Regions from separate parts of the Homo sapiens genome. Here region 1 is linked to region 2. Evidence: chromatin loops called from intact Hi-C (ENCODE). Cell type or tissue: breast epithelium. All regions are shown on one strand. Links, peaks and the distances in the headings refer to the core of each region. The heading gives the core; the rest is flanking DNA.

Region 1 (5,370 bases), core at 64-5,063, 65 kb after region 2:
CGCACACCACCATGCCCGGCTAATTTTGTATTTTTAGTAGAGACGAGGTTTCTCCATGTGGGTCAGGCTGGTCTTGAACTCCCGACCTCAGGTGATCTGCCTTCCTCTGCTTCCCAAAGTGCTAGGACTGTAGGCGTGAGCCGCTGCGCCCAGTCCCCCGTCAAAGACTTCTTACCTTCTACAACACACTAGAAAATCCCACCCTTTGTGGTAGAAGCGCTCAGCAAACCTCTTTGGATCCAATTTCACTCACTCTTTATGGGCGTTAAGAAAAGAGTATATGAGACGTGCATATGATGGGCCCTGGGTAAAAGAGGGTAAGGGGTCATGGGGACAGCAGCACCGGAAGGCACAGGGAAGCACTGCCGTGGGCCTGCTGGTCCCATTGGCCCCTCCTATCCCCTGACCTTGCTGTGCGCCCCACTGGGAGGCTGCCCCGTGTGGATGGCATCTCAGTGTCTTCCAAATTCTCATTTGGTTTGGACCATAAGAAACCCAGGCAGTTGGGAGGCTGAGGCGGGAGGATTGCTTGAGCCCAGGACCAGCCTGGGCAACATGGTGAGTTCCCTTATGTACCAAAAAAAAAAAAAAAAAAAAAATTAGCTGGGTATGGTGATGCATGCCTATAGTCCTAGCTATTTGGGAGGCTGAGGCAGGAGGATGGCTTGAGCTCAGGAGTTCAAGGCTGCAGTGAGCCATGATCATGCCACTGCACTCCAGCCTGGGTGATAAAGCAAGACCCCGTCTCAGGGAAAAAAAAAAAAGCCAGACATGGTGGTAGGCACAGTGGCTCACACTTTGGGGAGGCTGAGGCAGGAAGATACCTTGAGCCCAGGAGTTCGAGACCACCCTGGGCAACATAGCAAGAACTTCCCTCTATTTTAAAAGAAAGTAAAAAAAAAAATAAATTATTAAAATAATAATAAGGAAAGAAAGAAAAAGCCCAGGAGAATGGAAGACGGTAGGAGAGCGAGGTTGGGAGCTATGGATCCCCTAGCACCCTCCCTGCCTCTGTTGGGCGTCTCTGTCTCCTGCCAGCCATCTCTGTCTGCAGGTTCCAGTGACTTCTCCCTGCATTTGCCAGCCAGGCCTGGGGTGGTGATGACCCCAGCTCTCACTACCCCGGGTCCTTACCCACAATCTGGTGAATGGTCTCTTCCTGAAACTCCTGAAATGGGCCTGTGTTGAGTGCGCCATTGCTTTCCAGCTTGACTGATAGACTCGGAAAGGTCGGTTCAGCTCTCCCTCCCAAAGTGCTGGGATTACAGGAGTGAGCCACCGCGCCTAGCCAACTTTTTTTGTATTTTTAGTAGAGACAGGTTTTCACCATGTTGGCCAGGCTGGTCTCAAACTCCTGACCTTGGGTGATCCACTCACCTCGGCCTCCCAAAGCACTGAGATTACAGGCATAAGCCACTGCGCCCAGCTTCTCCTTGGTTTTCGAAAGCGCCATTTCACCACCCATCTTCTTAGCAGATTTACCTTACTGTGTGTGTGTGTGTGTGTGTGTGTGTGTGTGTGTGTGTGTGTGTGTGTGTGTGTGTGTAGTCATTGTTTCTTCCCCCCTACTGTATTTGACCGGTTACAGAGCTGTAGATGGCCAAAGTTCACTGGCCACAATTAGGGAGGAGCCAGTCTGGGATTCAAAATCAATGAAGAGGAAGATTGGAATTAAGGAACCGAACGCTGGCCAGGTGCGGTGGCTCATGCCTGTAATCCTAGCACTTTGGGAGGCCAAGGTGGGTGGATCCCTTGAGCCCAGCAGTTCAAGACGAGTCTGGGCAACATGGCGAAAGCTCATCTCTACTAAAAATACACACATACACACAAATTAGCTGGGTGTAGTGGCGTGTGCCTTTGGTCCCAGCTACTCAGGAGGCTGAGGTGGGAGGATCACTTGAGCCCAGGATGTTGAGGCTGCAGTGAGCTGAGATTGTACCACTGCCTTCCAGCCTGGGCAACAGAGAGACCCTTGTCTAAAAAAACAAAAAGGAAAAGAAAAAAGGAATTAAGGGACACTGTGAGCCTTCTGGCAGGTCTAGAACAGAAATGCCTTCTGTGCCTGCCACATTTTGGTGTTCAAAGCGTTTTCCTCCAAGTCCCATTATTTTATTTGATCTTTATAATAACCTGATTGGTGGTAGATCAGGGGCCACTCACTTCCCCTGAGAAAAGATGCTTTAAGTCTCTCCATTTGCAAGGGACCATTCTAGAATCAGAACCCACTCTTCTGACTCCAGGTCCAGAATGTCTTCCATGTTATTTTCTTTCCTTTCCTTCCTTTCCTTCTCTTCCTTTCCCCCCTCCCCCCTCCCCTCCCCTCCGCTCCCCTCGTCTCCCCTCTCCTCTCCTCTCCTTCTTTTTTTCTTTTCTTTCTTAGAGTTTCCCTCTTGTTGCCCAGGCTGGACTGCAATGGCACAATCTCGGCTCACTGCAACCTCCACCTCCTGGGTTCAAGCAATTCTTGAGCCTCAGCCTCCTGAGTAACTGGGATTAACAGGTGCCCACAACCACGCCCAGCTAATTTTTTGTATTTTAGTAAAGACGAAGTTTCACCATGTTGCCCGGGTCTCAAACTCCTGGCCTCAGGCAATCCGCCTGCCTCGGCCTCCCAAAGTACTAGGATTACAAGCGTGAGCCCCTGCACCCGGCTATGTTATTATCTTTTAACCAAACATCCTCAGAGCAGCGGGCATGGGGTTATGTGTAATGTGGGATTCCAAATGATGTATAAGATCAAAATTATCTGTAGTCAAAATTACCCTTGAAAATCGGTCATAAAGTACCGTATACACGGTTTGTGCGTGATATGTCCAGAAGCAGTCTCATCTGACCCCCGTTTAGTGAACTAGCCATACTGATGGATACCCTATATTCCTTTTGCAAAACAAAGAGATGTACACAGTAGCCTGAATGCTGAAGGTAGTAGGCTGCTTTCTATCAGGCCAGCATACGTCTGCTCCTACTGAATTGAGTTGTATGTTTACAAGGAGTCAATTATCATTGTTTCTGAACTTGTTTATGCCAGTTGTACTTTTTATAGTAATTACATAATTTAATTAAATATGATGTAAGTAGATAAAATAAGAGTAGAAAAGGAGAATAACTATTTTTCTGAAAATTATGTTCAATGTTTTGGAAACAGAAAGTTGCAATAAATAAATAAATAAATAAAAGAGTGGGTTAGAGGCCGGGCGCAGTGGTGCATGCCTGTAATCCCAGCACTTTGGGAGGCCAAAGTGGGTGGATGGCTTGAGGTCAGGAGTTTGAGAGCAGCCTGGCCAACATGGTGAAACCCCATCTCTACTAAAAATATAAAAATTAGGCCGGGCGCGGTGGCTCACGCCTGTAATCCCAGCACTTTGGGAGGCCGAGGCGGGCGGATCACGAGGTCAGGAGATCGAGACCATCCCGGCTAAAACGGTGAAACCCCGTCTCTACTAAAAATACAAAAAATTAGCCGGGCGTAGTGGCGGGCGCCTGTAGTCCCAGCTACTTGGGAGGCTGAGGCAGGAGAATGGTGTGAACCCGGGAGGCGGAGCTTGCAGTGAGCCGAGATCCCGCCACTGCACTCCAGCCTGGGCGACAGAGCGAGACTCCGTCTCAAAAAAAAAAAAAAAAAAAAAAAAAAAATTAACCAGGTGTGGTGGTGGGCTCCTGTAATCCCAGCTCTCGGGAGGCCAAGGCAGGAGAATCACTTGAACCAGGGAGGCAGAAGGTTGTAGAGAGCAGAGATTGTACCACTGTACTCCAGCATGGGCCACAGGCCAAGATTCCATCTCAAGAAAAAAAACAACAAAAACAACAAAATATATATATATGAAAAAAATATATATATGAAATTCCCTGCTTTAGTTGTGTTTGGTTAGTTAAGCAGCCTCTGTATGAATGTCTGATGTGCATTATGCAATAATGTACACTGTGCAAAATAAGTGTACTCATTGAGTGGCATTACATGTCCTATTAAAATGATTTCCCTACCAGGTATGGTGGCTCATGCCTGTAATCCCAGCATTTTGGAAGGCTGAGGTGGGAGGATTTCTTGGTCCCAGGCATTCGAGACCAGCCCGGGCAACAGGATGAGACCTCATCTCTACAAAAAATAAATAATTAGCTGGGTGTGGTGGCATGAACCTGTGGTCTCAGCTACTTGGGAGGCTGAGGTGGGAGGATCACTTGAGCCCAGGAGGTTGAGGCTGCAGTGAGCTGTGTTCATGCCTCATGCCACTACACCACTCCAGCCTGGGTGACAGCGCAAGACTCTGTCTCAAAAAAAAAAAAAAAAAAAAAAAAAGGCCGGATGCGGTGGCTTATGCCTGTAATCCCAACACTTTGGGAGGCCGAGGTGGGTGGATCACCTGAGGTTGGGAGTTCGAGACCAGCCTGACCAACATGGAGAAACCCCGTCTCTACTAAAAATACAAAATTAGCCAGGCGTGGTGGCACATGCCCGTAATCCCAGCTACTCGGGAAGGCTGAGGCAGGAGAATCGCTTAAACCCTGGAGGCAGAGGTTGCGGTTAGCTGAGATTGCGCCATTGCACTCCAGCCTGGGCAACAAGAGTGAAACTCCGGTTCAAAAAAAAAAAAAAAGTAGACAGAGAGAGATTTTCCCTCTGTTTCTCTTGAGTCTATTGAGTCCACATGACTTAAGTAATGTGAGATAAATGTGGTATAATGCAACACCGCTGTACTCATAAATTCAGCAATCTAAGCCCTAACTCTAACCCTGGGTAGATTAACTGGGTTAGATCCACCAAACAACATAGCATTTCTCATGGCATTAAGATCACTGGGAAGTGGGGTGCTAGCTCTGTAGAAATTAAAATAAAAATGGACAAGGAGCTTGCCTTAAAATATCAGAGAGGCAGCATTATGTTTTGAGAGCCAGAAGGCTTTAGTACAAATCCTGGCTCCACCACTCCCCGAGGGCAAGCCACTTAAAGTCTCCCTGTCCCAGGTTTCCTCCTTGGGACTGTCGCAAAGATTCCATGAGTTAATAAACGTAAAGTGATTAGAACTGTGCCTGGCACAGAGTGAATGCCATAGACATATTAGCTATTGCTATTATTATTATTCACTATAATTTGCACATTGCATCAAGTAGGTTCTTATTCTAAAAGTTTAAAATAAATAAAATAGTGCATTTCACTGGAAGGCACTCACTTATGCATTAAGAGAGCAGATAAGTCAGACCCTTGACTCTTCTCTGCAAAAGCACAGCATGGCTAAAAATTGCTGTCTGGGGAATGAACTGCTTGGGTATGATACTGGGACAGGTGACCCCATTCATGTAACAGGAAGGAAAAGAATGTTGCTTCAAATCTCCAAAAAAAAAAGTTTATTTATAAAATACTGACAGTTTGACAGG
Region 2 (5,370 bases), core at 80-5,079:
GAGGATGAATTTTTTTTTTTTTTTTTTTTTTGAGACTGAGTCTTGCTCTATTGACCAGGCTGGAGTGCAGTGGCGCGATCTCGGCTCACTGCAACCTCTGCCTCCCAGGTTCAAGCAATTCTCCTGCCTCAGCCTCCTGAGTAGCTGAGATTACAGGCCCACACCACCACACCTGGCTAATTTTTGTACTTTTAGTAGAGACAGGGTTTCGCCATATTGGCCAGGCTGGTCTCGAACTCCTGACCTCAGGTGATCTGCCTGCCTCATCCTCCCAAAGTGCTAGGATTACAGGCATGAGCCACCGTGCCCAGCCTGGGGATGATTTTTTAAAATCATGAGAGCCCTGGGGATATAGCCCAGAGATCTTTCTGCTACTCTGGTGGCCTGCAAGAGTTAATTGATGAGGGATGAACATGAAGGAGACTCCTGGTTAAGACTCCTCCCTCCAGCACCCCAGCTTCTCTGCTCCTCCACCAGGGGCTTCCCATCCCACTTCTAGGTGCCTGGCCAGCAGAGGTGTGTGGTGGGTGTCACATGGATGAAATCCCTTCTCCCAGTGGCTCATCATTAGTTTGGCACACAAACAACGGGGCTTGCATTCATAGTTTTTGCTTATTCAAAATACCTTCTGCAGTAAATTGAACTGGCTACCCAAAAAGTCTAGGTCTAGGCCAGGTGCAGTGGCTCACGCCTGTAATCCCAGCATTTTCAGAGGCCAAGGCAGGAGGATCACCTGAGCCCAGGAGTGCAAGACCAGCCTGGGCAACAAAGCAGGACTCCCATCTCTACAAAAAATTAAAAAATTATTAGGTGGGCATGGTGGCACATGTCTGTAGTTCCAGCTACTTGGGAGGCTGAGGCAGGAGGATTGCTTGAGTCCAGGAGGTTGAGGCTGCAGTAAGCCATGATTGCACCACTGCACTCCAGCCTGGGTGACAGAGCAAGACCCTTTCTTCAAAGGAAAAAAAAAAAAAAGGCCAGGCATGTTGGCTCACTCACGTCTGTAATCCCAGCACTTTGGGAGTCCAAGGTGGGTGGATCAACTGAGGTCAGGAGTTCAAGAGCAGCCTGGCCAACATGGTGAAACCCCGTCTCTATTAAAAATACAAAAAATTGGCTGGGCGCGGTGGCTCACGCCTGTAATCCCAGCACTTCGGGAAGCCGAGGTGGGCGGATCATCTGAGGTTGGGAGTTCGAGACCAGTCTGATCAACATGGAGAAACCCCGTCTCTACTAAAAATACAAAATTAGCCAGGCGTGGTGGCGCACACCTGTAATCCCAGCTACTTGGGAGGCTGAGGCAGGAGAATCGCTGGAACCCAGGAGGTAAAGGTTGTGGTGAGCCGAGATCGCGCCATTGCACTCCAGCCTGGGCAACAAGAGCGAAACTCTGTCTCAAAAACAAACAAACAAACAAACAAACAAACAAACAAAAATTAGCAGGGCATGGTGGCAAGCACCTGTGGTCCCATCTACTTGGGAGGCTAAGTCAGGAGAATCGCTTGAACCCAGGAGGCGGAGGTTGCAGAGAGCCAAGATTGCACCACTGCACTCCAGCCTGAGCAACAGAGCTAGACTCCATCTCAAAAAAAAAAAATAAAAATAAAAATAATAAAAATAAAAAATAAAAAAAATCAAAGTCTTAACCCCTGGTACCTGTGAACATGAACTTCTTTAGAAGCAGGGTCTTTGCAGGTGTCATTCGGGTAAGGATCTCAAGATGGGACATCCTGGAATTAGGATGATTCCTAAACCGAGTAACTGGTGTGATTATGAGAGAAAGGAGAGGGATAATTGAGACACAGGCACAGAGGGGACACAGAGAAGGCCATGGGGAGACAGAGGTGGAGACTGGGGTGACCCAGCTTCCGTGGATGGCCAAAGATTGCCATCTGCACCAGAAGCCAGGAGAGAGATGTGGGACAGACTCTCCCTCAGAGCCTCCAGAAGGAACCAACCCTGCCTATATCTTGACCTCAGGCTTCCAGCATCCAGAATGTGAGAGAATGAATTCCTATTGTATTCAGCCACCTTTGTGGTAATTTGTGACAGCAGCTCTAGGAAATGAATAGACCTTCTCACTTGGCATTCAGATTCAAGGCTGGGCGCGGTGGCTCATGCCTGTAATCCTAACCCTTTGGGAGGCCAAGGCAGGAAGATCACTGGAGCCCAGGAGTTCGAGACCAGTCTGGGCAACATGGTGAGATTCCATCTCTACAAAAAATTTAAAAATTAGCTAATCATGGTGGCGCATGCCTGTAGTCCCAGCTGCTACTCAGGAGGCTGAAGCAAGAGGGTCCCTCGAGCCCGGGAGGTCAAGGCTATAGTGAGCCATGATTGCACCACTGCACTCCAGCCTGGGTGACAAAGTAAGACTCTGTCCCAACAGAAAGAAAGAAAGAAATTTGGTTTGGGAAGATCCCACCTTTTTTTTTTTTTTTTTTTTTTTGGCTGAGTTTTGCTCTTGTTGCCCAGGCTGGAGTGCAATGGCGCGATCTTGGCTCACCGCAACCTCCGCCTCCCAGGTTCAAACGATTCTCCTGCCTCAGCCCCTCGAGCAGCTGGGATTACAGGCATGCGCCACCACGACTAGCTAATTTTGTATTTTTAGTAGAAACGGGGTTTCTCTATGATGATAAGGCTGGTCTCGAACTCCCGACCGCAGGTGATCTGCCCGCCTTGGCCTCCCAAAGTGCTGAGTTTACAGGTGTGAGCCACTGTGCCTGGCCGACCTCACCCCTTTTACAGATGAGCAAACAGACACCCAGAGAAGTTGAGTGATTGTTAAGCTTTGCTGAGGCCGGGGGAGCTGCCCCACCTCATGGCTCTTGAAGCCAACGAGTGTCCCCATCGTACAACAACAAAAAGCAGTGCCCCAGCCCTGGGATGTCCCCTCTGAAACCTCACAGCCCCCTCTTCTGTGCCCTGGAGCTTATCCCTAGCCCTTGTGTTTCCGTTTATTAATTGATTCATGGTGCTAAGTGGACACTCAAATCGCTGTACAAACAGAAGTGTGAATTTTTAATCACCATCATTATGAGGCTCTCATTTAGCTCGGGCTGCAAATTTCTGAATCGTCATCATCCAGCTCCTTCCCCTTTATTAATGCTCTGCTCTGAAAAGCGGGGGTGGAGGTGGGGGGAGCTTTGGAATTCTCTGGCTGCAGGGCCTGGCAAGGTCATTCATGCCCATGCCCCCGGCCTGGGATCAACGGCAGCCAGTGCTTTGCTGGACAGATCGTGGCCATGACCACCTTTCTTTTATCTGGAGTACCTGCCTTCCTCTCCACGGAGCGCCCTGCCTTTATGGCGACAGTGCAGACAGGGGCGTCAGGCAGGTCAGGGTTCAAATCCAGCCTTTGTCAGCTACCAGTCTACATCCTGGGTCAGGCATTTAATCGCCTCTCTGAACCCCAGATTCTGCATTAGTAAAATGGGACCAATGCACACCATGTCCCTGGAGGACTGAGGATCAGTGAAAGTACACGTGGTTGCCTGTCACAGGAGTGGTTTTTGTTGTTGTTGTTTTATTTTTGAGACAGAGTCTTGCTCTGTCCCCCAGGCTGGAGTACAGTGGCGAAATCTCAGCTCACTGCAACCTCCGCCTCCCAGGTTCAAGCGATTCTCCTGCTTCAGCCTCCTAAGTAGCTGGGATTACAGGCGCCTGCCACCATGCCTGGCTACTTTTTTTATTTTTAGTAGAGACAGGGTTTCACCATGTTGGCCAGGCCGGTCTCGAACTCCTGACCTCAAGTGATCCGCCCACCTCGGCCTCCCAAAGTGCTGGGATTAAAGGCATGAGCCACTGCGCTTGGACCTATCCCTTCTTAAAATGCATTATTCCTAAGGGCCCCTGGTAAAAGATGCCATGGGGGAAGGGGTCCCATGATGCTTCAGGTGCTGCTGGGGGCTACTGTAAGATCCGGCAGTGATGGCCTGGCAGCCGAATAGCCACGGGGTTGGGAGGGGCTGGAGGTCAGGAGGGGTGCCCCTCACCCGCCGCTGCTGCTGCTCAGTCCCAGGGACAATGAGCCAGTGTTCCCTGCTCTCTCCACCGCCCTTTGTGCCCCAAGAATGCCACTTGGAGGGGACAGCTGTTGGCTTCACAGTGGCCACTTGAAGTGCAGGGCAGGGAGGCCCTGCAGCCAGGATGGTCCTGCTCTGTCATTGTGCAGGAACTCAGTCTCTAGGAGTCCGTCAGTTCTGACACCTGCACCCAGGGAAAGACATCTACTTCCCCTTGGGGCTTGGAAATAGCCACAGGACTAATAAACCACCCACACTTCTCATTCAAGGCTCCTCCCATTCTCAAGGTAAACTTCCAAGCTGCTCTACCCGTTTTATAGGTAAGGAAATCAAGGCCCAGAAGTGAAACCACTGCCTAAGCTTATATAGCCAGTAGATGTGGGAATGGGGGCCTAGAATCCAACCTTTGCTACCAGTTACTAGGACTTAATTGGTTTAGGTTCACTGTTTACGTTGTATTCTCTCTAATTCCCACAAAACCTTGCAAAGAGAGCTATTATTCTTTCTCTTCTACAACTGAAAAAAGCTGAGGCTAAAGGCTTAGATGTGCTTCCTAAAGACCACAAGCTCAGGTCTGCTTGGCCCCAAAGCCAGCTCCTTCCAGCCTACCAAGCTAAGCGTGGGAGACGGCTCCACCTCCCCTGGGCTGGGAAGACCACCCAGACCCCTGAGGCCCAAGACAGCTACTGAGCCTTTGCTTGTTCCTGAGTAGGTAGGATGCAGATTCTACTTTTGGTCCAAATATCAAGGAAATAGGACATTTTGGGCTTAGGGAGTCAGCCCTGCTCAAAGGGGTGTGCAGATAGCATTCCCTGTCCACTGTTGCCGCGACGTTTCTTCACTTGGTCTTCAGGTCATCCTCCGCCCTGCCTGGGGTTCTGTGCCCAGAGCCTCTCCAGGCTGAGCAGAGGCTGCCCAAAGCCTCCCTGGGCTCAGAGGGAAACTCCACAGGCTTCAGCCCCTGCCCCCCATGACCTGTGAGAAAGGAGCCTGTCACCCACAGCTGCAGGCCCGGCCTGTCCGCAAAGCCGAAGTGGCAGAGGTGGCAGGTGGGGCAGCTTGGGTCACACTCTGGTCTCCTCCTCCTTAACCACAGTCCTCTGGCTTCCCACGTCTGGCTCTTACCCTCCCTCCTCTGGGGAGCTATTCACTCACTCACTCACTCATTCACTTACTCATTCATCCACTCACTCATTCACTCACTTATTCACTCTCACTCATTTATTCACTCACTCACCTATTCACTTATTCACTCACTCTTTCACTCACTCACTCATTTATTCACTCATTCACTCACTCATTCACCCATTTGCTCATTCACTCACTTGTTCACTCATTCACTCAC

What was found. Hi-C counts contacts between places; a loop is a spot of excess contacts. Peaks named below come from ENCODE experiments on the same cell type or tissue, not always from the same donor. Only the 100,000 strongest peaks of a DNase experiment are listed, where the experiment ranks them.
Region 1: it touches region 2 in a loop (12-fold over the local background); 5 of 110 quality-filtered maps call a loop at or near these places.

Annotation. Positions count from the first base shown.
Region 1 is chr17:73,329,059-73,334,428 of GRCh38, forward strand. It overlaps SDK2 (sidekick cell adhesion molecule 2), which reads right to left. Exons shown (of 45, transcript NM_001144952.2): 45 at 5,326-5,370. Among named protein-coding and RNA genes, the nearest start is that of CDC42EP4, 20 kb to the left of the region's middle. In breast epithelium, for the core only: no CTCF peak of the experiment used is centred there; a DNase peak (open chromatin) is centred at 4,513; H3K27ac peaks cover 470 bases.
Region 2 is chr17:73,263,781-73,269,150 of GRCh38, forward strand. No RefSeq gene overlaps it. Among named protein-coding and RNA genes, the nearest start is that of CPSF4L, 4.6 kb to the left of the region's middle. In breast epithelium, for the core only: no CTCF peak of the experiment used is centred there; a DNase peak (open chromatin) is centred at 2,091; H3K27ac peaks cover 692 bases.